Regions from separate parts of the Mus musculus genome. Here region 1 is linked to region 2. A link is a loop called in an ENCODE intact Hi-C map of the cell type or tissue named here. Cell type or tissue: heart. All regions are shown on one strand. Each heading gives the region's core, and the rest is flanking DNA. Links, peaks and the distances in the headings are about the cores only. Region 1 holds the start of Herc4 (hect domain and RLD 4). Region 2 holds the start of Ddx50 (DExD box helicase 50).

Region 1 (5,376 bases), core at 54-5,053, 590 kb before region 2:
ACCTCAAATGTGTTACTACCCAATTTTAAATACAACATCCAGAAAAACACCATGAAATCTGACCAAATGTTTCCAATGCTTATTACCTGATAAATTATTTTACATTGTGCTTAGATCTCTCTCCATAGTCAGACCTGGCATTCACAACCCTTTAAAAGCTAGCACTGAAAACGTGGAAGCAGCAACTAGGGGATTAAACAGTACTTCTAACTAAGCAACAAAACATTACATACCTAAAGTAAAATGGGGAATAAAATGGAAGAATTATAATTTACACAAGTAAATGAAAATAAAAAGCTTTTACCATCCCCCCATGAGTACAGAATCATCACAGAGAACAAATTAGGAATTCAAAATCTGTTCAAGGTAGCTGAACTTATTAAAGATTTTGATAACTTTATAGTCTATATAAAAGAAAACAAACACTGAAGTCTAGGGTTTTTTGTTACTGTTTTCAACCACTAGTAGTAGTAATAAATAAAAACAAACAAACAACCACACACACACACCCACCCACCCACACCCACCCACCCACCCACCCACACCCACACCCCCCCCCACACCACACACACACACACACACACACACACACACAATGTACTTCTTAAGCAGCACAGGAAGGTCAAGAGTATGTTTCACTTTTACTTTGCTTTTAAATCTTGAAAAAGCCTGTAAGTTTAGGATTTACAGAGGTCATACAAAACACCATTTCAAGAGTGAAATAAATGATCAATTATTAGAAATAGAGAAATGTCCCGTACCTGGTTTCTTTCTGGACTTTTCATGACCTAGCTGTCCTAGATCATTACATCCACATGTGTACACAGTCCCATCATCCAGGACAAACACAGTGTGCCTGAGTCCACAGCCTACATCTCGGACCTTTTTGTTCACGAAAAAGTCACTTCTCCTGGGCTCTAGTACAATTTCTTCATCAATTCCTCCCAAACCTAGTTGTCCATAGGATGCATTGCCCCAGCACAACATGCTTGGAATGACCTTGGTCTTCCAGTTTCAATACAAAAGTCCCTTCTGAAACACTGGAAACTGGGAGGTACCCTATGTCTGAGGAGAAAAACAAAAGTTAGTAAGACCTCAAAGCAAGCTGCTCTCTCATCGAGTGTTAAGCTAAAATGAGGACTGCACTTGTTTAATACTTATAATATGCTTGGGGTGACAGTCAGTTCTCTCAGTTTTAAAGGGCCATATACAAATGTTTAGGAAATGACATCACCTTCTACTATTCTTTGCAAAACTTAAAACAGTAACTGGCTTTAACTCTGCTATATAAGTACTCTAATGAAATTAGGTTTTCGTGTTTACATACATTTAATGAGAACAGTAAATAAGGCATGTGTCCAATGCCCAAACAAGCAAGTATCCAGCCAACTGCAGAAACATAATCTTCCAGTCCCCCACAGAACAATCTGATACCTACCTCCACATCAACAGAAAATGGAAGTTCTTATCTGTAACATAAATAAAAACAATAATGGAACTTTAGAAAAAAAATAACAATTTAAAGTAGACTATTCTCATTATTTGTACTAATAAGCTATGTACAAAATTAGAAATTATCAAGTCGTAATTTCAAACAATCGACTCCATTTTATAAGTCAAAATGCTAAGGTCGAGAACTCACTCTACTAATTTAATTTTAAAACCAAATCAATGTGATTATAATACATACCTCTAGGAAAATTACTTAAAGATGAAAAACAATCACAGGACTGCTGAGTTTTTTTTCCAAACAAGACCAGGTTGGAGGCAGGGTTAACTTTTGATAGGAAAATCTATATAACTTCTGCGCTTGAAAGACATACATTAAGGGGCTGAGAGATGTCTCTTTTAAAGGATCCTGATTCAATTCCCAGCACCCACATGGCTGCTCTCTGTGTGTAACTCCTCCCAGGGAATCAATCCTACGCCCTCTACTGGCTTCCTGCACTACGGGCACGCATGGTGCACAAACAAGTGAGGGAATCCTCCATTAACATTAAAAAAAAAAAAAAAACCCTTTACATTTCTTTAAAAAGCATGGTGCATTAAGAAGCATTAATAGAAGTCAGTCTTATCCTTGCTGTCCAAAATCACCTAAATTCCTTTCGCTGAATCTGAGGTTTCAAAACATAATTTTCTTGCATTTATGTTTATTTAGAAAGTGCCGAAGCTGTCTCACTCCACTCCTATCAGAAAAAGTTTGGGACACCAAAACTCGAAAGTTCCAGAGAGTTCTGCATTGTCTTTCCCTATCTCTCTCTCTGTGTTTTCAAGGCTAGCATCAGACAGGAACATAGCTCCGATTTCAATGCGCTTCGTTTGGGTACCCTTTTTTTTTTCCTCCAAAAAGTCAGAACCAGTATGGGAAAGACGTTCTCTCGCCAGCAACAGGTAGGAGAACGCAAGGCAGTTTGGTTTCCTCTTTCTCTGACCATGCACCTCACGATCAGCTCCCGCGGCCCGGGGCAGAGGAATGGTCTGCACACACCCAGCCTCACGGGCCGGCCAGCCAAACTCCCGCAGCTACCTATGGGCGAGCCGGGGAGAGGGTTCACCCCACCGGGCTCAGCCCCACGGCCTCGGCCCCAGGGAGACCCTTTCCCCGAGGGCGGTGCACCACTCCGGCCCCGGAAAACGTTGAGGACGCTGGCGCCCTTCCCCAAGGCCCCAGCGGAGCTCGCCTCCGTCACACTACCCCGAACCCACGGGGGGCAACGACTCACCGGGTCTCTCAGGGCAGGGAGAGCCCTAAGCGATGGAGGACGGACGCTCCCTGGACCTCTGGGCGGCTCTCCAGCTCCCAAGACCTTCCTCCTTCAGCCGGCCGCGGCGATTACCACGGCTCCTCCGACGTCCCCGACCGCAGCTCCGCTGCCTCTGCTGCCCGGCTCGCCCGTGAAACTTTCCCAGGCTCCTCCGAGAAACGCTGCCGCCAGCACTCTCCGGACCGAGAGACAAGCCGTCAGCGACCCGGATGGAGCGGGAGGGGAAGGGCTGGCGGTGAGCAGGGCGGAGACCACGAGGGGTGGAGAGAGCTGAGGGAGAGGCTGGCGACGAGGGAGAGCCAGGCGACAAGGGAGAGGGGCGGTGGTTTCGCGGGGGAGGGGGGAGGGGAGGGGCTGGCCGGAAGTGAGCCGGGGAGCATGCGCGACCCCGCCCACTTCCCCATTCGTGCGCCTGCGCGGGAGACCTCCCAGGGTTCGTCTGATCCAGGAGCCTGCGCAGTGTTGCGGTTCCCTGCTCTAAGACGCTAATGCAGCCGGCTAGGGCTAGAAGCTGTCAAATGTATTTTCTTTCTTCCTCTTCTTCTTCTTCTTCTTTTTTTTTTTTGTTCTTGTCCGTGTGTTTTTAACAATGCTTCGGCGTTGACAAGTGAAAATTTCATTTTGGTTTGTCTTTCTGCTTGGAGGGTTTTAGCCTTTTCATAATTTTATTCTACCTTTCCTAATTTTGGTTTTGAAGTAGCAGACGAAACCATCACAAATACGGTTAGAAAAGCCGATGATGACTCATTTTAAACCCTTAAACTCATCTGAACCTAATTTGAACATGTAAGATATATTGCTAGCAATGGAGCAATGGCTTAGTCTAATCTTACTGAATGTCAACATCTTTGCTTCAGGTTCCGGAACAGTGTTGGCTCACGTTTTCAGCTAACTTCTTGGAAGATACGAGGTTAAATTACCCAAACTCTTTCACTCAGAGAAAAACAGGGCTTACAGCTACAGTTCCTGCTTCATGAAAACGAAATCCAGATTTCACAGGCCAATTTTAACATCATCTTGATACTAAATCTGTGTGTGTTGTGGTCTCAAAAAAGGACCCAGTGAATGAATGGAGGACAATTTGTTGGAACAAGAAAAAGATTTGCTCGGTAAGCCGCCAAGACCAAGAGCATGGAGTAGCTTGCTGACATTTTAACCTTTTAAACAGAGGTTCCATGCTCTCTTTATCCTTAGGAGGAAACTCCGTAGCTATCAATCTCTGAGTGTGTGTCAATCGTGAAGAAGTGGGGAGGGGCGGGGGGTAGTCCCATGCTAAACAACTGTACTGCTAGCTTAGAGTGAAGGAAGCTCAAGACCTTTCCAGCAGAGGATAGGTGTAAATAAAATGACAGCCTCATTTTAAAAAAAAGAGACCTTGAAACGCAGTTTTGAAACTGTATAGTAGTTAGTTTTACACAGCGTTATGGCTTTACTGGGTGCTTTAGCCAGCTAAGCATGGCACTAAAGCTAAGTTTGGCTGTCTTCAAACTTGTGGACCCTCCCTTCAGAATGGTTAAGATTGCAGGTGTAGGCCATAGCACCTGGCTTATACCAACCATACTAGAGCCTGGTTGTTTGTTTGTTTGTTTTGGGTTTGTTTGTTTGTTTGTTTGTGGTTTTTCGAGACAGGGTTTTTCTGTATAGCTCTGGCTGTCCTGGAACTCATTTTGCAGACCAGGCTGGCCTCGAACTCAGAAATCCGCCTGCCTCTGCCTCCCAAGTGCTGGGATTAAAGGCGTGCGCCACCACACCGGGCTGAGCCTGGTATTTTTGAATGAATGTTAACAATCTGTGTAGTCAACCACAGTACACAGGTTGGTTGTTTTTATTTAAAAGTATGTTTCAGATTAGGAGATGGTTACTGATGTGTTTATTAAAAGATAAAGAAGTATTAATATATGTTCAATGGGGGTGAGGTGAGGTGTGGGGGAGGGGGTACCTCAGCAGGCCCATGCCAAGGCATCCCTTTCCCCTGAGAGACCAGCCGCACAAGGGTAGAGTATAGAATAGAGCTTATTCAGGGCATGGGGAGGGGAGTTAGAGGGTTGTAGAGGCAGAGAAAGGAGAGAGAGAGAGAGAGAGAGAGAGAGAGAGAGAGAGAGAGAGAGGGAGGAAGAGGCCAGCCATAACTGTGTGGAGAGAGAAAGGAAGGGAATGGGGAGAGGGAGGGAGAAAGAGGGCAAGAGAGAGAGGCCAGAGAGAGCACAGGGGGCAAACAGCCTCTTTTATAGTGGGTCAGGCCTACCTGGCTATTGCCAGGTTAACTGTGGGGAGGAGCATGTATGGCTATTGCCAGGTAGCTGTGGGGTGGAGTTTAGACAGAATGCTAACAGTTACTGATTGTTCTATGTAAATTAATTTCCTGGACTACAACAAATTACCCCAAATCAAGTCTCTTAAAACAATAGAAAATTGTTGTCTTCCATTTTAGCAGTCAGAGTCTAAAAGGCGGCCACGGGCTGATTCCCTCTGGTTTTAAGGGGAGAATTTTTTCCTGTGTTTCTCTCTGGCTTCTGGTGACTGCCACAGGTCCTTGGCAAGCCTTGTGGAAGTAGATCACCCTGATTCCTTCTTCCACCTTACACTTGATGTTTTCCCCTGAATGTCTAAA
Region 2 (5,376 bases), core at 100-5,099:
TAGACCAGGCTGGCCTCGAACTCAGAAATCTGCCTGCCTCTGCCTCCCAAGTGCTGGGGTTAAAGGCGTGCGCCACCACTGCCTGGCTGGCAAGGGGGATTTTAAACATAGAACCTTTGTTTAAGAGAATACCAGGAAAAAGAATACACCACCTAACTTTTCAGGGTATTATCAGGAACTCTTTTAAGATATTTGGAAAATAGGGTTGGTAAGATAGCTACACTGGTAAAGGCTTCTACCACTGAGCCTGAACATGACTTTGATCCTCAGGAAACACATTGTGGAAAGAGAACTTCTACTAACAAAATACTGTCAAACAAACATAAAACTAGACGTTGTGGCTCTTGCCTTAACTTCTCTCCTAGCACCAGGGTGGCAGACACACAGCTCTGTGAGTTGGAAGCCAGTTGGCTTCTACATAGCAAGTTCCAGGTCAGCTAGGGCTAAGATGGTAAAACTCTAAACTAAGTAAATATTTGGGAAAGAAAGATGTTCTGATTGTTGTATTTGAAACTAGGCACCATGGTCTGTGCTTGTAGTTACAGGTACTAGGGAGGCTGGAGCAGGGTGTTCACTTGATCCCATGAATTGGTGATTATATTGGCGATTATATTGGCGATTATATTTTGAATCAATGTCCATGATGGTGGCCAACTGGACCTGATCTAGAATCATCTGAGAAGAAAGCCTCTGGCAGTCTGTGAGGGAGCACCTTTATCTGGTTAATTCAAGTGGGAAGACCAACCCCAACCGCCAGACTAAATAAAAGAGGGTAGGTGAGCACCATTGTTCATTTTTCTTTTTCTAGCAGATGAAATATGACCAGCTGCCTTGTACGCCTATTGCCACATCTTGCCTACCCCGATGGACTCTAGCCTCCAGCTATAAGCCAAAATGACCCAAAATAAAACGCTTAAGTCTCTTCTCAGGTATTTTGTCCCAGCAGTGAGAAAAATAAATGATATGTTGTTTTAATTCCCCTTGGTTCCAAATCTCACGATCAGACATAAATCTTTTGAGTTTTAAATTAAAATTATAGTTCCTGTTCCCATGTTTCCTGATCAATTAAGCTAATATCGACCAAGTCCTTCACTCCTTGGGCAAGTTACTCATGTGTAGATCTCCAATCTCCTTCCCCACTTGATAAGAGAATTAGTTCAGGCCATTAGGACTTAGAAAGGCCACATTTGTTGGCGCCGAAGGTGTCACAATTTGGGAAGCAGTCACTTGAATGACTAATAGAATCTAGTCCTTTTCAGGTTTGCTGTGAGGTTTGGTATGAGAAAAAAAATGCCAAAAATAGGATCCTAAGAAGGTAAAAATGCACTTCATTTGAGTGATTTTCAGCCACAAGACAGCATCTGCTCCCTTTATACCCATGTGTGTGGCATTCTTCACCTTATTAACTGTTCCTATGCATAGCATATTCCGTTGTAGGGGCATAGTGTATTGCTGTAGAACTGGGTGTAGCTAAGAGGAAAAAGAATTTAGAAAAGCTATTGAGATTTAGATTTGTAAAGATTTAGATGTAGAGACCCATAACTATTCATCCAACTTGTGGGAAAAGCCTTTTTCACCATCATTCCTTGAACACACCTGGTGTTATAAAACTGAATCCATAAGACTACATTCAGACAAAGTCATTGATGTTAAGCCAGTCCTTATTTTCATAGAATTCTGGAAGCTATCACAAATTTAAAATATTGTGGTCCCGGTTATTTAAGTCTAATCATAGAACTCAGGACGTGTAGCTGTAATTTTTTTAAGGCCTGTGTTTGAGGCTCAGATTACAAGACTGCTACACTAGACATTATGTAGTTTGCAAGAATGCCCTGTACCTACATCTAGGTTTGGTGTCATCTTCCCTCAGGAATGTAATAGCTGATTGACTGAATAAAGAGAACATGATAAACAAGGTTTGAGGACTGGGATTGTTGTTCAATTGGTAGTAGGCTTGCCTGGTCTGTGAGGTACAGGGGATCGAGCCCAATCTTTGTGAATATACATAAAGACCAAGAAGTCAATTCGCTGACACTGATATCTTTCATATAAATTTGTACCTCAGAGGCAGTTAATCCTGAACCTTAAGATTAAATGTACGTATTACAAGCAGGTCATCTGTCAGACACATTGGACTTGCTTTTCTTATCCTTTAGATTTTTCCCTATTCTGTTTCATAGGAGCGAGCATTCGCCTTGCAACTCTGGGAAATTACAGCTGTGAGAGCGCTGTGCCCATCGCGGATTCCGATCACTTTTCAAGTCTTACAAGCGCTACTGAGTTTGGACAAATAAATTCGCTTCTCGGGTGGGTTTGGTTTCTTCTGGGATACGTGAGAACTAAAAGTGAAGCCATAACTTAACGCCTGCATAAGGAGCTAATATCCTTGAGGCGGCCCCTCGGCTTCAGACCCCTGCAGATTCTGCTGACCCCGGGAAGCCTCGACGTCAATGCCCAGGTACCGTTACAGGCTAACGCTCCACCCACTGCGGGGGGCGGGGCGGGGCGGGGGCGGGGCGGAGGGCTGCAGTTTCCGGCGGCGAATGGCTGTACGGCGCGTGGCGCTCCCGCCGGCCTCAGCTCGTGCTTGCCCACGAGCCGCTGCGTCGCGCGTCAGCCCCTCGCTCCCCGCCGCCTGCGAGGGGGCTGCGCGAGCGTTGCAGGGCATGCTGGGAAGGGAGGCGTTCCGAGCGGGGGGAGGGGAACACTTGGAATTCTGCGTGCCGCGCCAGGGGAGGCGAGCGTCCTTCCTGGAGATTGGCCCGTGCTCTGGAGAAGCCTGTCACTTCAGACCGTGGGCGGGCCCATCGGGGCCACTCAGGTTTTCATTGGCCGAGGGAGGCTGCGACTCTCTGGGAGAGTTTCCTCCTGTAGAGTTCCGGCTTGCTTTGCTCCCGCCGCGAGGTGCGTGGCCCGGAAGTGACGCACGGTCCTGGCCGGCGGGGCCGCCCAGCCCCCGCTTCCTTTCACGCTCTCGGTGGCCGTAGGTGGTCGCGGCCACCGCAGCCGGGCGGGAGGTTGCGACGGCCAGTAATGCCCGGGAAACTCCTCTGGGGAGACATAATGGAGCTCGAGGCACCCTTGGAAGAGTCCGAGAGCCAGAGGAAGGAGCGGCAAAAGGTGTGCTGCGGCTGGGCCGCGCCTCCCTCGGGCTGCGCTGGCCTGGGCGGGGAGGGGAGCTGTCTAGGAAGGGGAAAGACCTGTCAGGACCGGGGGCGAGTTTCCGAGGGACAGCTTCCCCTTCGCCGAGCTCAGCCCTCCGAGGTCCCAGGGACCATTCCCCATCGCCGCACTCCCGGACCTGGAGGAGAACGGCCCGGCTTCCGTGGTACTTCAGCCCCACGTCGGCCTCTGCGCCCGGATCTCTCCCGAGAGATGGGCAGACTTGAGCTCCCATCGCCGTGGAATCTGCTCGTGTTCCCTTTCTTAGGCGGCGAGTCCCTTCATTTGGTTTTCCGGGGCCTTCGAAGAGTTGAGACAGAGATGATGATGGCTTTGCCTATGTGTTGCCTCCCGGTCGCGGTGTCGTGTCTGCAGCAGTCTCGGGAAAAGCTATCCTAGGGGGTTACAATCCTCCATGATTGGGTAATAGAGGCTTAAGGAACAGTGTCAAAGCCAGGCTTGCCAGGGGTTGGCTGTGATGGAGTTCGTGGGGGTTGTATTACGAATAGCCCTTACTGTCAGTATTTTCAATCCACTGTGGTTTTTATTGAGGCTAATCGTGCCAGACTCTTAGCTGAGGACCGAGGAGATAAAACTAATTAAGTATGCAGAATAGTCCCTGCCCACCAGGAGCCTGTAGAGGTTCTATCCCCACCTCCGTCCAAGACATTAAGAAAGAAAGAAAGAAAGAAAGAAAGAAAGAAAGAAAGAAAGAACCCGAAAAATAGAGGATCTTATGGTGTTAAGAAAAAATGCAGAGGTAAAATTTTTACTGGAGACATTTGACCTGGAGAAAGAAAGCTGAATGAGGATGAAAATGACTGTGGGAAAGATGACACTTGATAAAATATTTACTCTGTAGAGTGCTAGAGATGAGGAAACACCCCCTAGGACCTACCACGAAGGTAAATTTTAAATTCTAGCCACCCTTTTATGTCACCTTCCCAGTGGGCATTGAAGTGAGGCCACCACTATGCCCGACAAATGCCCAGCGTTGAGCTCTATTCCCAACTCTCGTTTTTCTGTTTTTGTAGAACGTACTAAATTTGGAATTTACATTTGAGAGTTCCATTTTTCAGTGCTGGGGTTTAAATTCGACCATGGCTCAAGGTTTATTTTTTTTATACCATTTTAAGCGTGTGACTTGATGTCATTATAATAGAATTGTGCTGTCACGACCACCGTGATCTCTAGAACCTTTTCATCTTCCCAAGCCAAAGCTCTTTGCCCCTTTGAATTTTACTACTGTAGGCTTCTAGGGTAGACTATAAATGTAACCTCAAGCCGTTATTTTAGTTTTATATTTAATTTAGTTTGTCTTGAATAACCTTGCATACCTAAATCCTGCTTCTGACATGGTCTAGGTAATGTTTCTTTCTAACCATACTTGTATAGTATGAGATAAAAACATTACCTCATTTGCCTTCGAAGGCTTGTTCTACTGTTATCTTGTGATTGGCAGTTTTATGTGCTCCTTGTAAAGTTAGCTTATATATATATATATATATATATATATATATATATATATATATATATATATATATATATAAAATCTTGAAATAGTTTCCAAAGATTCTTGAGGAAAGTTATTATATCTTTGTGCATCCTTACATTTCACTATGTTTTTATATATTGGTAGCTTTCATATTGTAAATTCTCCAGAAATAATATACTTATTGATTGCCCTTCATGAAAAAGAAGTAGACATTTGGAAATGGAATGGAATACCAAATAGCAGAAATAGAATATTAGGCTAAGTCTGGCATTCAATGAAAATAATTCTAGTTTGGATATATTGAGATAGGGAATTTGTGTTCTTAGAAAAGGAATGAAAGTAGCCAAGAGAGTCTGGAAGTGTGTGTTGACACAGACTTGAGCTTCCACGGAAGGGTAAGGAGAAGGAAACACTAAAGAAGGTTGAGAGCTAAGAGATAAGGAGATGAACAGAGCTCAGCAAACAGGAGGCTGTTGGGCTTGAGCTCCAGAGGGAGTAATGTTAGTACTTAGCACTCTAGGATGTTACAGGGTTTGGACATAGACGTGTTACACTGACATGCTTGCTCTATCTTCTCCCTAAAGTGCAGGGCCCTGAAGCAATCCAAACTGCATGCCTGACTGTGAGCTTGTTTTTCTATAGGACTTACTACTTTAGAGAGCTGTGGGCTGGCGCAGTTAAGATCAAATGATGTAGAACATTTTAAAAGGCATTTTTAC

What was found. Hi-C counts contacts between places; a loop is a spot of excess contacts. Peaks named below come from ENCODE experiments on the same cell type or tissue, not always from the same donor. Only the 100,000 strongest peaks of a DNase experiment are listed, where the experiment ranks them.
Region 1: a loop joins it to region 2, with 7 times the contacts of the local background. A loop is called at or near these places in 1 of 42 quality-filtered maps.

The regions. Positions count from the first base shown.
Region 1 is chr10:63,241,511-63,246,886 of GRCm38, reverse strand. It overlaps Herc4 (hect domain and RLD 4), which reads right to left and starts at 3,090. Exons shown (of 25, transcript NM_026101.4): 1 at 2,724-3,090; 2 at 1,439-1,469; 3 at 762-1,065. The coding sequence starts at 987. It overlaps 1700120B22Rik (RIKEN cDNA 1700120B22 gene), which reads left to right and starts at 2,734. Exons shown (of 2, transcript NR_166111.1): 1 at 2,734-3,000; 2 at 3,623-4,656. In heart, for the core only: a CTCF peak has its summit at 1,929 (motif pointing left); a DNase peak (open chromatin) is centred at 3,076; H3K4me3 peaks cover 2,563 bases; H3K27ac peaks cover 2,426 bases.
Region 2 is chr10:62,648,769-62,654,144 of GRCm38, reverse strand. Ddx50 (DExD box helicase 50) reads left to right here and starts at 2,927. Exons shown (of 15, transcript NM_053183.3): 1 at 2,927-3,120. The coding sequence starts at 3,034. In heart, for the core only: no CTCF peak of the experiment used is centred there; a DNase peak (open chromatin) is centred at 2,804; H3K4me3 peaks cover 3,080 bases; H3K27ac peaks cover 2,151 bases.